Linked DNA regions of Homo sapiens: all the other regions are linked to region 1. Evidence: chromatin contacts called from ENCODE Hi-C data. All regions are on one chromosome and are shown on one strand. Each heading gives the region's core, a stretch centred on a gene start or an enhancer-like site at or near the end of the contact. The rest is flanking DNA. Distances are from core to core; before and after follow the strand shown.

Evidence for each region. A loop is a pair of places that touch in the nucleus more often than their neighbours do. Pooled maps may share reads with other maps.
Region 2: a map of CD8-positive, alpha-beta T cell shows a loop between it and region 1 (15-fold over the local background). The contact joins the promoter of PLEKHA1 here to the promoter of CCDC186 in region 1. A Hi-C loop is called at or near these places in 2 of 168 maps with a recorded cell type or tissue (CD8-positive, alpha-beta T cell and naive thymus-derived CD4-positive, alpha-beta T cell) and 8 of 50 pooled maps.
Region 3: a loop to region 1 is called in a map of CD8-positive, alpha-beta T cell, with 5 times the contacts of the local background. The contact joins the promoter of MCMBP here to the promoter of CCDC186 in region 1. A Hi-C loop is called at or near these places in 2 of 168 maps with a recorded cell type or tissue (CD8-positive, alpha-beta T cell and naive thymus-derived CD4-positive, alpha-beta T cell) and 8 of 50 pooled maps.
Region 4: a loop to region 1 is called in a map of CD4-positive, alpha-beta T cell, with 9 times the contacts of the local background. The contact joins the promoter of SEC23IP here to the promoter of CCDC186 in region 1. A Hi-C loop is called at or near these places in 1 of 168 maps with a recorded cell type or tissue (CD4-positive, alpha-beta T cell), 1 of 37 single-sample maps with no recorded cell type and 6 of 50 pooled maps.

Annotation. Positions count from the first base shown.
Region 1 is chr10:114,172,456-114,176,050 of GRCh38, forward strand. CCDC186 (coiled-coil domain containing 186) reads right to left here and starts at 1,748. Exons shown (of 16, transcript NM_018017.4): 1 at 1,560-1,748. It overlaps MIR2110 (microRNA 2110), which reads right to left and starts at 1,724; the gene lies at 1,650-1,724. It also overlaps a transcript of TDRD1 not described here. RefSeq lists enhancers at 1,430-1,958, 1,554-1,753 and a silencer at 1,814-2,083.
Region 2 is chr10:122,372,511-122,376,234 of GRCh38, forward strand. PLEKHA1 (pleckstrin homology domain containing A1) reads left to right here and starts at 2,198. Exons shown (of 12, transcript NM_001001974.4): 1 at 2,198-2,296. RefSeq lists silencers at 1,906-2,055, 2,196-2,305, 2,346-2,415, 2,436-2,595, 2,606-2,805.
Region 3 is chr10:119,871,378-119,875,425 of GRCh38, forward strand. It overlaps MCMBP (minichromosome maintenance complex binding protein), which reads right to left and starts at 1,466. Exons shown (of 16, transcript NM_001256378.2): 1 at 1,150-1,466. The coding sequence starts at 1,207. RefSeq lists a silencer at 921-1,570 and enhancers at 1,801-1,960, 1,826-1,995.
Region 4 is chr10:119,890,357-119,893,988 of GRCh38, forward strand. It overlaps SEC23IP (SEC23 interacting protein), which reads left to right and starts at 2,374. Exons shown (of 19, transcript NM_007190.4): 1 at 2,374-2,589. The coding sequence starts at 2,427. RefSeq lists enhancers at 1,089-1,600, 1,601-2,111, 2,112-2,622.

The DNA of each region.
Region 1 (3,595 bases), core at 498-2,997:
AGAGTGGTCACTGTGATACACACCAGCCAACCCTTTCCGTTAGCAATAAATAGGACTCAAAAGCCAATGACACACTATGGAATCTCCACTGTTTAAAGAAACCTTAAGTTTATATGCAGTTATTCTGAATTTAACAGGGCCTTTAAAAAACAAACACAATCCATGCATTTCCAGGGAGAATCTTCAGTAATCATACGTTTGCCTATTATGCTGTAAAAAGTTTTAATTCTTAATACTGCAAGATTCGTGATCTAATATCTTCACTGCATTAAAAATAACATGAAAAGACCAGAAATAAAAGAGAAAAATGAACCTAGCCAATCATTACTGTTTTTTATTTGTGTAATGTTGGATAAAGAATTGAAGTTACACAGGGAACAGTGTACATTACACACAGAGATAGTTCAGTTTCACTATCAATCTCTCTTGAACCTGAATCCTTCCCACGAGATGAACACTCGGTAAATATTAAGGTGTACTTGATAGTTGGGAAAGCCACACCCACAACTAGCATACCTAAATAGATAATAGCAGATTAATTTCTTCTGAATGACTACCAGCACACCTCTTGAAACCCTGATTTACTGAACACCTTAGAAGACAACACCCGGCCTATCGTTTTGGAAGAAAAAAAAGCTGGGCATCAAAGGAACATGACACACATGCAGAGAAAACGGCCAAGTACCTGGGACTGTACTGCGTATTTTTACTATATTCTCTCTTCTGATTTCCACAGGTAACAAGATTATCAAGTGAAAGAAGTAGGATTCTAATCCAGATGTTCTGACTCGAAATCCAGGACTTTTTCCTCTAAACAAAATCAAGATGGGAATATTAGGTGAAGTTGTTAAACTGTTAACAGCTAAGCAATACTCACACCTGCACTGTTTCCCAAGATTGCTACTTAGGGACACGTAGAAGGGTTTTTGTTTTGTTTTTGCCATTTTTCATTACTGATGGAGACATAAATCTGAAACCCCTTCCTTACCAACCAAGGTTTATGAAATGCCTTGACGTCCTTGAAAGACAACATAAAGAACAGTATCCACCACTCCAAAGAATCACTTCTAAGGAACTTAGAATCACAGTAATGGAAGTGTTTGGAAGAGGGTAACAAGTCTTCACAACAGTAAATATAAAACACCCACATACAGTCAACTTGAGACGAAAAACGAAATAGGCGATTGAGTCTAGGAAAGATTCTCGAGCAGGTAGGGCTTGGCTGCAGTTCACACGCAGCCCAGGCAATGGGCTCGAATTCAGACGCTCTCGAGGCACAGCCCCCACGACCCCCGCTGACCCCTCTTTGCCACCTCCAAGGTCCCGGAACCGAAGGAGGAAGGCAGGGAGAGGAAAGGGCTTGAAACCCGTTCCCCAGCCCTCCCCTTCCTCCGCGCCCTCAAAGGAGCCAGGCGGGGAGCCCGCTCGACCTCGACCTCCACCTCGCACTCGCCCTCGCCCCCGCCACGGAACGTGCAGGAAGGAGCGGAAGGCTGGCAGCCCCACCGCACCGCCACCGCGACTCACCGGTGTGCCCCGAGTACCCCTCAGACACTTACCCCACTTATCCAAGCCTCAGGCCACGCCCTAACAAGGCTGCTGGAGCTCTGGCTCAGGGGCCAACTTTTCCATAGCGGGGTCCAACCAGCCAAGAGTGGGAGGAAAAGACCGCGGTGAGAAACACAGCCGACGCCTCACTCAGCGGCCGTTTCCCCAAACCCCTGCGGAGCTGACACATCAACAAAGATGGCGGCGACACTGAAGCCGGCCCGGTTACAGCTGAGGGGGCGGGGGCTCCCTGGAGGAACCAATCAGCGCAGCGCGGGCGGGGTGACGCAGCACACCTTGAGGTCCTGGGTAACCTGTCTGCAGTGGGCTGGGCTGGCGGAGCTCACCTCCCACCTCCCGGCCCAGGAGGCCCCACCTTGCGGCCCGAGAGGCCCCGCCCCGCACTCCGCCTGGCTGGGCACCCACGCCTCCGCGACCTGGAGAGCCGGGTCTCCTGCCCTTTGGTCGGGTTCTTCCTTTCAAGCTCCTCCGGACCCACGCAGCCTGTTTCTTTCTGCAGGACGCTCTTGTTGGCTATTACTCCTCCTCACCCTTTGGCCTGCATGAGTCAGGGACATAAAGCAATAAAAGAGAATTTGAAATTGTGGCTTCCCGGCTCTCATGCGGAAACCTTGCACCTTACGTGGGCGGAGTCGGCTGGAGCAGGCTACGATGGGGGAGACCTCTGGGGGTTCCATAACAGCGCGTTCGTGTCTTCAGCGTGGCGCTGCTGCCATTGTTTAATAATAAACTGTCGGTGCCTTCGTCTCTGGCTTCAAGCTGAGCGCATTGATGGTAGGAAGTGTCCTCTCCCGGCTGAGTAACCTGGCACGCAGCATGGCAACAAAAAGTGTATTGGGTACAGTTGCCTCGCCCGGCCCAGAGAAGGAAGGTCAGCAGTTCAGTCTCTGGAGGTTTCGCAAACCTCCTCAGTCCGGGGAAACGATGTTCTTTGGTTTAGGTCTTACACATATCTCATGAATGAAAATAGCTGATGCAGACGATTCTGCAATGTAAGAATTTGTAAAGCAAAACTTACTACTGTTCTGTTAAGCGTCTTCGATACTGTTGGCAAAACACACACACGGAGGTGTAATGGCACCTCACTCCTCCTTAAATGAAGGTACTACACTGAAGCACATTTTGCAGTTAAAGTGTCTTGTCATAGAAAATAAATGATTTGACTTTAAAACAATAAATCGACCAAGCCTTCCTAGGGAGACATTAATCCAAGGGGAAAAAACTGAAGAAACCTTAAGCTGTTTTCGGTACTCGTCAGTAATAACATAGGTATTACTATTTCTGAATATTTCTGAATTTATAATTAGTATAAAGTATATAAATATATCTTTGTGAACCAAGTTTTTCACCATAAGAGAAAAGAAATACAAATATAAACCAAAGACATTATATTAAAATTCTGCAATCCTATATTTGAATTTACAAATATCAGAATTAACTCATGGTACATTTTTTTCGTGAAAAAAAAGGTGTGTCCACTGAAAACTCTTAGAACAGTGACCAACCCATTGCACACTCCTATTCCCCAGATTGTGATCTCTAAAGAGCATTGCCCAAAAAAAGTTACCTTGGCTTCTCTTGGAGGTTAAGTGCTGATTCCCAGTAGGGGCAAGAAATATGCAAGATAGCCTAGGACATATTGCTTGTAGCAGAAAGCAAGGAAGAAAAGCAAAGATAACATGAACTGTACCCAAAAGACTCAGAAGGCAGTTCAAAGATGCCCCAACTTCTCAAACAGGACAAATTTAGCATTCAAAAATAATAACAGCAACTGGTTGAGACGCACTATGTAAAAAAATCAGTGAGTGCATTTATTTTTTTTAATGTCATTGACCCTCTTGGAAAGATGCCAACAAGTCATTACAATCTGAGAACTGATAAAGAATCAAGCATTCATCCTACCTTTCCTGTTGCAAACTGAATGTCAATCAAATAGTCAATGTGGGGAAGCTCTTCTCTGTAGAACTCCATGTAATAATTGCAGAAAGAAAGATAGATGATCACCATTTTGCAAACCCTGATGAAA
Region 2 (3,724 bases), core at 948-3,447, 8.2 Mb after region 1:
GTAGAGGGGGTTTCACCATGTTGGCCAGGCTGGTCTCAAACTCCTGACCTCAAGTGATCCGCCCACCTTGGCCTCCCAAAGTGCTGGGATTACAAGCAGGAGCCATCACATTGGCCAAAGGAACAATTTCAAACCACTCATCAATGATGTCAAACAACATTTAGGAGAGAGATCCGGCGGGTCCAGCCTGGAGAGGGTGAGAGGCTCTTGGCCTAAGTGTTCTATTCTCAGGACCAGTATTTTCAGATCAAATAAAAGATGTGAATTTGACTTTGAATTTCAAATAAACAAATTTCCCATCTGGAATCTTCTAGGATTCTAGCACTGACAAGCTAGAGACTCCTTCCAGACCTTCTAGCCAGGGAAGGCAAACTCAAATGCCTACAGGGATAAGACAGGTGACACCTAGATTTTTATTTTTAAATGTTAACCACACATTCAGTTAAATCAACAAAAACCCACTGTGTGGACCAAAGGAAACAATCTGCTCTGGCTACTTTATAAACTATAGTGAGGCCAAACCCTTTCAACCATTATACAGATGAGGACCCCAAAAGGGACAGATGTCAGCAAGGCTGCATAGCTAAGGTTTCTCAAAAGATAACCAAAATATCACGTTGGATGAAAGGCAATTGAAAATGCTAAGTCTCAAAGAGGCAGTCAGAGAGCCGTTCTATGCAGTTTGCAAGATGTTTTCACCTCCATCAATTTATCAGACTCTGAGAACATTCTGCAAGGCAGGCAGGGTGGATGACACTCATTTACAGTCGAGGTCACTGAGGGTCAGAAGGGCAAAGTGTCACTCTCTGCATAAAGTCACATAGGTAAGTCTACACAGGAAAATCTAGGGCTGTTCTTCACTACACCTCTGATTCAGATAACAGGTAGGCTTCCTCTAAGATTTTAATAAAGACAAACTCAAAATCCTGTATGATGCCCCATGAAGAGAAACAAGTCAGGAGGCCAGGCTGAGCCCCCAGACTTCTAACCCAGTTCGCAAATAAAGAAAGTGGCAAAGTAGATAGATTCCAGCCTGTCACCAGGGTTGTGTCTTCTGTCCTAGCAGCTGTACAGCTTGTCTTACCACTGGACATTTGTTTCATGTACATTTTCACATAGGAAGGATATTCTAAAAGATGTTGATAAAGATTTTTTAAAGGGTTTGAAGGGGATAGGATGTGATCTAAGGTTGTGCAAGGAGAGGAAAGGAAGAAGCACACAAAAAGAACAAATATTTATTAAGAGCCTAGAGTGGCATGCGCTGTGAAAGGCGTGGCATGTAATTCTTTCCCAGTTCTTTGCCTGTCTGAATATTTCTCATTCTTCAGGTTTCAGCTCAGATATCACATCCTCAGAGAACTTGCCTTGCCACTCTCTCTGAAGAGCCTCCCCCCGTCCCCGCCACCGCTACTGTCTCTTGAACTTTCTCAGTCTGGCCATTCTATTAAAATCTGGAACGATTTTGCTAGTTTGCGGACGAGTTTCCCCCAAGCTGCAGGCTCCATAAGGGCAGTGACAGTGTCTCTTTCTCAGATGAATGCCGGGTTGCCTATCGCGTACTTGGCACACAGTTAAGTGCTCGAGAAATTGCTAAACACTCAACGAATATTTACCAGAATACATATTTATGCTCCACCGTTGCTGAAAGAATTTCGACTAACCCTTCTTTAAGTCTCTCTTACCCTCCTGTACTATTAACACCATTGTAAGTAGGCAGTGGAGCTACATTTGCAGGGAGAGAGAAGAGCGAAAAATTGGCGCGCAGAGCTGTAAAGCGTTTTTCTCCAGGTCACACCGCAGCCTGTAAATTTGTGACACTTGGACCGATTATGGGACAGCTTGCAAACAAATTATCTGCAAACTAACGAAGCCTATTTTTAAAGATCCCTGTTCCTCGCAGCTCTAGGCGATGACATCAGAGAACCCGGAGTTCTACCTCCGAGCCAAGCCCAGTGGTGGTCAAAAACTACGAATACCAGGAAGCACCGCGGCGCGGCGGCCCAGAGCTCCGCGCGCAGGCCTCCCCGGCGCGCCGAGGCCGCCGCCGCTGGAACCAGGAAGACGCCAGAAACTCGGCCCGCCACGCCGCAGGGACCCGCGCGGGGCCTGCCGGGACTCGTAGTCTCTGCGGGCTGGGAGCGCCCGCTCCGGAATCTCAGCCGCCGTCTGAGGGCTGAGGCAGCGTGGGGACGCGTGCGCAGTGCGCGGGCTGGCCGTCGCGGACGCCGCTCCGGGCAGCCGAGCCTCTGTGGGAGCCGGGGCCGCGGCGGCGCGGGTGCTCCGGGCCGAGGCCGCGGTAAAGTTTAGCTTGAAGAACGCGGCCGCGCTGGAGCAGGGGTGGTGGACGGGGCCAGGCGCGAGGTGGCGGCGGCTGCGGGGCTGCCGGGCTGCTGGAGCGCGGTTCCCGCTGTGGCGAGCGGGGAGGCGTCCGCAGAGGGGCGGTGGGTGCTGGTGAGTGCGGAGCCGGCGCCCCCTCTGCGCACGTCCGCGCCACGCGCCACAGCACCTGGAGGCCGCCGGGCCGGCTCACCTGCCCTGGCTTGGGGCAGCGGGAGGGGGCGGCGTCTTCTTCCCGTGGGTCCCCGATTGTTTTCCCGACGTCAGCCCTCAGCGGCGCCCGGCGGGGGAGGGCGGGAGGCCCGCGGCGGTCGCGGGGCCGACGAGCTCCTCGGCGTCTCCGCCCCCCGAGAAATCCCGCTCGGGGCGCGGTGCGCGCAGCTGCCCGGGGATTCCCGGTGGCGCCGGTCGGAGCGCCTCCCTCCAGGGCTGTGCCCGCGGGGCGCGCGTCCCCGGGCATCCTTTCCTGGTGTTTAATGCATTTTGGCTTCAGGACTTGCCGAGGCCGAAGCCGGCTCCGCCCTGGGCCCTGAAGTCGGGCGGTGTCCGCGATTTACCTCCGCACCTTCGGGGCAGGTGGCCAGAGGCAGCGTTGAAAGCGACTTGCCCAAGGTCACGCAGGTGGCACCGGGGAGGCGACCAGACCCAGGTCTTTCGACGCCGAGGCCAGCTGCCAACCGCAGAGCTTTGGGGCCGTCTTGAGTGGTTTGTGGTTTGTTTCAGATGCTTTCTATTGACCTCCTGGAAAGAGGGGAAAGTGTGTCATAATGAAAGCGGTCCTGTTGCTTATAGTGTTTACCGCCTTTGGTAGAATTCTGGTGAGGCTGTGCCCCCGCGCAGAGCATCTACCGTGGTCTGGGCGTATAAATAATGAAACTCCTTTGCTCTCTGGGGGCAGTACAAGAAGAGGTTCAAGGAACAAATAAATATCCAGGCAGTTTCTGCGTTTTCCTCGTCTGTTTGTTTCACCTTCCAATTCTGCAGTACTGGTTTTCTTATTTTACAATTGATCGTTGTTTTAATAAGATTTTCTTTGTTTTAATGAAGTCATTGCCCCTTGTGAGTTAGTTTTCTAAATAGAAAATCTTATTTCCTGTGTGTTTAATGACTGGAACAAATAGTGCACTATGAGGTTTACACCATTGTCTTTCATCTTAGAACTCCTGATCAATCTGCTTTATTTTCCCAAGTACTCAGCTTGCATACTTTCTATGTTAATTTGATGCCACTGAAACCATTTACAGCAAAGTTTGGGTAAGAGTTATGTGATTGTTTTGTGAAACTGTGTTTTTCTTCACAATCTGAAGAACTTGAAGACCCGTTATATTAAAATAATAAGATTTATTCTGATCAAAATACCTGTTTACTTTTCATGCTCTTAATTTTT
Region 3 (4,048 bases), core at 216-2,715, 5.7 Mb after region 1:
ATTTCTTCATCAGGCTGTCAGTGTTCACTGGCTAAGTTCGGACGTCTATCCAGGCTTTTTTCTAATATAATGCCATTAGTTACAGCCTGGGAAGCCAGGTAACTAAACTAATTAGAATTACAGGTAAATTAATAAGGACTTCCTGAGTAAGCACTAGAGGCCCTCCTATAAGAAATACCATACATTGTTTGCCGTCGATTTTGGCTGCTGAGGATGATTTAGCTTCCCACTGCCTTTTCTCTCTAGTACCCCAAGATGTTTTTTTCAATGAGCTAAGGCCGCTCTACAACTCTAAGTTAACTCCAGACAAGTCAGGTGTTGCCATCTACAGTGATTTCTAGCTGGATCTGACTCCGCCACTCATTACGTGTAAAAAGACACTGGGGAATGGAACGGTTGTCAAAATGCCCAGTTAACGACAACAAATATAAACTTTTCTTCGTATACCCTTCGCAGTAAAGTAGCAACAGCAATCGCAACCAAAATTTACTAAGCTCGCCTGCAGGATTCTCAGCCCTGTGTACAAACTCAAGTAGCTCAATATTTCTTGCTGGCTCTGGCACAGGAGCAGATCCAGACTAGATGGGTTCTAAAGTCATCCCAACAGGAAAACTAAGCTATGAACATTAAATCTTATCTCTGAAAGAGAGAATGAGGGTAGCACAGGAGTTAGAACCAACTTCTGTGCAAGCGAGCACTCCCCGACGCACCGGAAGTTTTGAAATATCCTGTGGGCTTCCCACAGGCAAAGTGGTTTTCCCTCCCCGCGGCTCTGCGGGCCCTCCCCAGGGTTCGAGGACCTCCGAGTTTGCTGCGCCCGGGGCCGGGGCCCTGGCCCTGCCACAGGCTGGGAGCGAGGCCGTCAATCACAGCCCGCGAATCACAGCCCGCGCCCCACGACTTCACCTTGGCGGCTCCCAAGCTGCGACTCGGGCAGGTGGGAGGTACCTGCGGCCCGGCTCCTGCCCCTGCCTGCTGCGACCGGGGGAGAGGCTGTCCCAGCTGGGGCCGGTGCAGGCCCCGGGGCCCCGTCTCGGGCCACGCGAGCCCTCGAGATGGTACCGCGTGGGGGCCGCGCGGCGGGGCCCTGCCCCGGGGCCCGGCAAACTCGGCTGCCCGCCCGGCCCGCCCCCCGGCGCCGCCACTCACCGAAGAATCCCTGCACGATTCCCAGCGGGTGGCTGAGCCAATCCTCCCCACACGGCATCTCGCCAGGGGCCGGGGCCGGCGAAGACCGGGCGGAGGCGATCCGCGGGCCGAGCGCGGCCGGGCGGCCGGCGCCCAGCTCCTCTTCAGCGGCTCGGCCGCTCCTCGCCCGCGTTCGCTCGCGCCCTCCCACGCACAGCGAGCCGCGGGGCGCGGGCCTCCCGCGCCTCAGGGAGCGGCGGCTGCGGTGGGGCCGCCGAGGAGCTGCTGGCGACAGTCAGGCGGGCGCGTACGGGCCCCTAGCCTTCACTTCGCACAATGGCGGGAAATAGCCGCCGCCGACCGCGCTGCCTGCGACCTGGGTGGAGCTCGCGTGGGGAGGGGCGGCGGGAGCGCGCGGCGCAGCGCGGCTCTGCGCGGCGAGGAGGAGGGGCGGCGGCGGCGCCGCCATCTTGGAGACGGGCAAAAGGAAGGGCACGCAGCGCCGCTGGAGGCTGCGCAGCGCGGGGCCCGGCGACGCGCTCCAAGGGCGGCGCGTTGTCGTTTGTACCCCTGGGCCGGCGTGTAGCGGGAACTCCCATAGTGGGCTTATAAGAGGGCAAAGCGAGTCTGCACAACAGCTGAAAAGCATTAAGCTCAGAGACCTCAGAGTCATCTCTGGGCAAAATTAGTGGGCGAAACCGCCTTGGGAATCCGCCCACCTCCTCTTCGTGCCTTTTTTTTCTTTTTTTGCTGATGGCAGCACTTTTATTTGGGTCCCCGGCCCGAAACCCTGAGTGGTGACTTTTCCCTCAGCTGCACAAGGTCTCCCTGAGGAAGGTGCACATTTAGAGAAGGGGAACCTCGGAGGACCCCACGCTCCTTCTGCAGTCGCGTCAGGCCCTGTGGCTCAGGGACGGTTCCTTACCGAGGGGCGGGCGCTCTAAACGCTCCGGGCCCGGCCTGCGCCCTGGTTGCGAACACCGGGTCGGCGTCTGTCTGGAAGCTGGCAGCCGCCGTCGGGGAGCGGTGCGAGGCTCCTGCACTGCGCGCCGCTAGGATACCCTGGAGAAGGAAGCTACGAAGACCGACTACAGCAGCCTTTTGCTGAGGCAATTTGGAAAATACCCAAGTTCAAGAGTGAAACTGTGGGAGTCGCTCTGAACCTCTTCTGGTTCAGGAGGCTGTCCGATAAAAAAGAAAAAAAGAATGAAACTGTGTCTCCCCTGGGCCTGAAATGTACCTAAGAAAACCCCAGGCCCATCAGATATATCTACTCAATGAAAAAAGGGCATGGTGACGGAAGGGGAATGACCTGAATGGAATCTACAAAGTGAGGAGCTGAAGGAAAAAAACGGAACCCGTGTCTCAAACCCTCCTTGGGGCTGTAGGAAGGGGGGAAAATCTTTCTACCTTTCTAGGTTCTCCACTGCGGCCCTTATCACAAAGCTCGGATTGGCAAAAGAAAAATTTAGTAACATGTACATCTTATATGGGCAAAACTCAAGGAAGAGTAACTCAAACAGGTGGCTTAGAATGGGGGAATTACGTAGCATTTACAATAAAGAACAATAACTGGGGAGAAATGGCGAAAGCAGTTTGAAGTTTCCAAAAACAGCAGAGTGGGAAGGCAGAGATACGAGAAACTAATGGTAGTTACAGGTAGTGAGTAAAGTGTGTTATGTAGGTTCTTCTAGCGCCATCGCTGGCTGATAAGGGTCTAAAGTTGTCTCTGGTGACTAACTTTTGTCCCTGGTAGAAAGAGGAGGTGGGACACCTTTGAAAATGTATGTCCTGCTCTTAGGTACATAGTGGAAGGGTAGGGAGCTTGTTTTGTACAGATGCTCCTCTACTTACTCTACTTAGGATGGAGTTACATCCCAATAAACCCATTGTAAATTGAAAATATCATTAGTTGAGGCCCAGCGTGGAGCCTCACTCCTGTAATCCCAATACTCTGGGAGGCCAAGGCGGGCGGATCATGAGGTCAAGAAATGGAGACCATCCTGGCCAACATGGTGAATCCCCATCTCTACTAAAAATACAAAAATTAGCTGGGCCTGGTGGCGCACGCCTGTAGTCCCAGCTACTCTGGAGGCTGAGGCAGGAGAATCACTTGAACCCGGGAGGCGGAGGTTGCAGTGAGCCAAGATCATGCCACTGCACTCCGGCCTGGTGACAGAGCGAGACTCCGTCTCAAAAAAATAAAATGTCATTAGTTGAAAATGTGTTTAATACACGGAACCTATCAAACATCAGTAGGCTACTGCAAACATGCTCAGAACACTTACATTAGCCTACGGTTGGGCAAAAGCATCTAACACAAAGCCCGTTTTATAATAAAATGTTGAATATCTCATGCAATTTATTGAATACTGTACTGAAATTTAAAAACAGAATGGCTGTGTGGGTAATTGAAGTATGGTTTCTACTGAATGGGTGTTGCTTTCACACCATCATAAAGTCAAAAAATCTTGTCAAACCACCGTTAAGTTGGGGACTGTCTGGATCTACTTTTCAGTTACCAAGATAATAATATTATAATTAAATTAATAATATGAAAATAATCCTTATGCCAAAGTGGCACATTTTGGGGTGACATTCTGGTTTACTTCAGGGCAAAAACGAATAGTTTGTATTTCTTAGTGTAAGGTAATTAATTGACACACTCAATTGTACATCTGGTTCCTGTGAGTTTGGGTACGTTGAGAAAACTTGAGTTTCAAATCCAGGTCATTACCACCATTCCATTCATTCATTTAAGAGACAGGGTTGCCAAGACCCTGGCATCAAAAGGGGAAATCCCATATTTTCGCTTCATGGCCAGTAACAGGCAAATTAAATGTATGATATGGAAATGTCTGCTCTTAAATCCCTGTAAATTCAAATTTACTTTATCTAAATTGCAGCTTGATACCAATTC
Region 4 (3,632 bases), core at 1,124-3,623, 5.7 Mb after region 1:
TGTCTAGCTAGAGGATTGTAAATGCACCAATCAGTGCTCTGTGTCTAGCTGAAGGACTGTAAATGCACCAATCAGCACTCTGTAAAAACACACCAATCAGTGCTCTGTGTCTAGCTAGAAGATTGTAAATGCACCAATCAGCACTCTGTAAAAATGCACCAATCAACACTCTGTGTCTAGCTAAAGGATTGTAAATGCACCAATCAGCATTCTTTACAATGGACCAATCAGCGCTCTGTAAAATGGACCAAGCAGCAGGATGAGGGCAGTGACAAATAAATAAATAAAAGCTGGCCACCCGAGCCAGCAGCAGCAACCCAGTCAGGTCCCCTTCCACGCTACGGAAGCTTTGTTCTTTCGCTCTTCACAATAAATCTTGCTGCTGCTCACTCTGGGTCTGTGCCACCTTGAAGAGCTGTAACACTCACCACAAAGGTCCGCGGCTTCATTCTTGAAGTCAGTGAGGCCAAGAACCCACCGGAAGGAACCAACTCCGGACACATGACCACTGAGAACTGTCTTCTCAAGGACCTGGGGGTTTGTCTCTTGAATTGCAAGCCTTCAAGGAGGTGGTTCTCATTCTCATTCCCAGTCCCTGTGGCTACCTTGCTCTCTTACACCACTGCTTGTCATGAAGACAGAAAAATTATGTCTCCTCTGGATAAGCATGGATTAACACACCCAGATGGCCTAGTTGCAGGACGAACCAACCCTTCACACTCCTCAGCACCTTTCCCTTAGCACACCACAGCCTCTAAAAAGCCTCCAAATTTTTGTTTCAGCAAAGTTGTGTTCAGTTCATGCTGGACCCAATTCCCTAGCAATAGTTTTCATTAAATAAAATCTAATTTACTGCTTTAACGAGTGTCCCACTTAAAAAATTTTTCTTGACAGTAAGCACATGAAATCGTTATTGAATTAATAAACTTAGGTTCTATATATGTGTAAACAGCTGAGCAGAGTTTCATTATTTTGAGCGTTCTTTTGGTATCTCCTCTCCCAACCTCCAAGAAGCTGAAATATGGCTTAAGTTATATTTTCCTTCAAAATCTCTAACTATGAAAGATGACAATTATGTCCAAGTTATCCACAGTACCTCCTGGATTGAAGTAAGTCAGCTTACTGTGGATATAGAAAGCTATCTAAAATGTCAGATCTCTAATTTCAATGCCCTGGTTTCTTTTTTTTTCTTTTTTTTTTTTTTAAGGAGACAGGGTCTCGCTGCACAGTGAGTGGCAAGATCAGGGTTAATTTGGCCTCAAGCAATATTCCCGCCTCAGCCTCCTGAGTAGCTGGCAATATAGGTGCTATGCCACCAAGCCCGGCTAATTTTTGTATTTTTAGTAGAGACGGGGTTTCACCATGTTGGCCAGGTTGGTCTCAACCTTCTGGGCTCAAGCTATCCTCCCGCTCTGCCTCACAAAGTGCTGGGATTGCAGGCCTGCGCCATGGCGTCTGGTTTGATTTCTCTTTTAAATATTTTTTTTGGCCAGGCGTGGTGGTTCATGCCTATAATCCCAGCAGTTTGGGAGGCCAAGGCGGGCAGATCACGAGGTCAGGAGATTGAGACCATCCTGGCCAACCCGGTGAAACCTCGTCTTTACTAAAAATACAAAAAATTAGCCAGGCGTGGTGGCGGACGCCTGTAGTCCCAGCTACTCGGAGGCTGAGGCAGGAGAATCGCTTGAACCCGGGAGGCGGAGATTGCAATGAGCCCAGACTGCACCGCTGCACTCCAGCCTGGGCGACACAGCAGACTTGTCTCAAAACAAAAAACAAAACCAACCAAAAAAACAAAAAACAAATGCAAAACAAAAAACAACAAAAATAAAACGAAATATTTTTTTCTCCCTATGGATTAAACACTTAAAAAATGTTTTACCACTTCTATTTCTGGGTCAACCACAATGTTCGGTTCCATCCAGAAAGACAAGTGGGTTTTGGAGAGGGTGTTTGGTTCCGCCTAGCATGCGAATTCCCATTCCCGCACAACGCTCTTCCTCCCTTCCTCCTTCCGGTAGCGTCCAGCAGGATTCCGCTGTTCCTCCAAAATCTTTGTCAGGAGAGCCATCCTGACGGTACCTTTAGGAAGCCCATAGATACCCGCCACAACCTGTGACTTTCAGGGTCAATTGCGTCTCAATTCGCACGTCTATCCAGAACCTGCGGGGACCACGTCCCCATCCTCCCGCCCGGCCTCCGCCTCCGAGGGTGTCACGTGCTAGACGCGGGCGTGAAGACAGTGTCGCCATGTTGATATCTGGCGTCGCCGTGTAGGGGAAGGGAGAGGGCGGCTGACTAGCTACCCGTAATTTCGGCTCCTGTGCGCAAGTGCGGAAGTGCGCTGGCCAGGAGCGTGATCGGTTTCCGGTCAGTGGTGTGGTACCGGGTACCCGGAGACGTGTATCGGACGGTGGGCCGCAGCCATGGCCGAGAGAAAACCTAACGGTGGCAGCGGCGGCGCCTCCACTTCCTCATCGGGCACTAACTTACTTTTCTCCTCCTCGGCCACGGAGTTCAGCTTCAATGTGCCCTTCATCCCAGTCACCCAGGCCTCCGCTTCTCCGGCCTCCCTGCTCTTACCGGGAGGTAATAAGGGGAGGGCGGCCCCGTGTGTGGTGGGAGGCGGGCGGGGGACGTGCAATGACAAAGGTCAGACGGGAGTTTTTCCTTCTGCCTCGAGCTACCCTCTGGATAGCTTGCCAGGATCATTACTGGCCAGGTTTGAGTGGGTCGGGGGCTTTGGGATCTTGGAGGTGGCAGGTGATGAGACTTGCTCTTCACGGAAACCCCCTGTTCCGAGTTGTCCAGAGTGCTGGACATTCATTCGTACCCTGGCATTCCGCAAATCTTTGCTGAATACCCGTTGTTGGTACGCCAGGTGCTGGCAGGAAATGCAAATAAATTAAACAGTGGCCCTCTCCTAGGGTACAGTAGTCTGTCTCCCACTAGGAGACTCCTAGGATACGGTAAGATACCTCCTAGGATGGACTGTGCCCCTCTCCTAGGATACGGTACACTGTCTCCTACTAGGAGATTGTTGTGATACAGTACAATATCTTCTAGGTTACAGTAAGATATCTTATAAGATGGACTGTGCCCCTCTTCTAGAAGCCTGTAATATTTGTGAAGTAGACATATACAATGCATTCCTTATCTTTTTTTTTTTTTTTTTTTTTTTGAGACGGAGTCTTGCTCTGTCGCCCAGGCTGGAATGCAGTGGCGCGATCTCGGCTCACTGCAGCCTCCACCTTCCAGGTTCAAGTGATTCTCCTGCCTCAGCCTCCCGAGTAGCTGGGACTACAGGCGTCTGCCACCATGCCTGGCTAATTTTTGTATTTGTAGTAGAGACAGGGTTCCACCATGTTGGCCAGGATGGTCTCAATCTCCTGACCTCAAGTGATCCGCCTGCCCTGGCCTCCCAAAGTGCTGGGATTACAGGTTTAACCCCCCACCCATTCCTCATCTTTCAAGACAATACATCACTTCTTCCAAGAAGCTGTTTCTTGTTCTCTTAGGCCCCCACTCCTATGTGCACTCCTAGCTCTTTTTTCATATTTGTATTATTGTCCAGGGAGATTGCTTTTTGATGATTATGTAGCATTGCCCAGAGCATAGTGTTTAAGAGCACA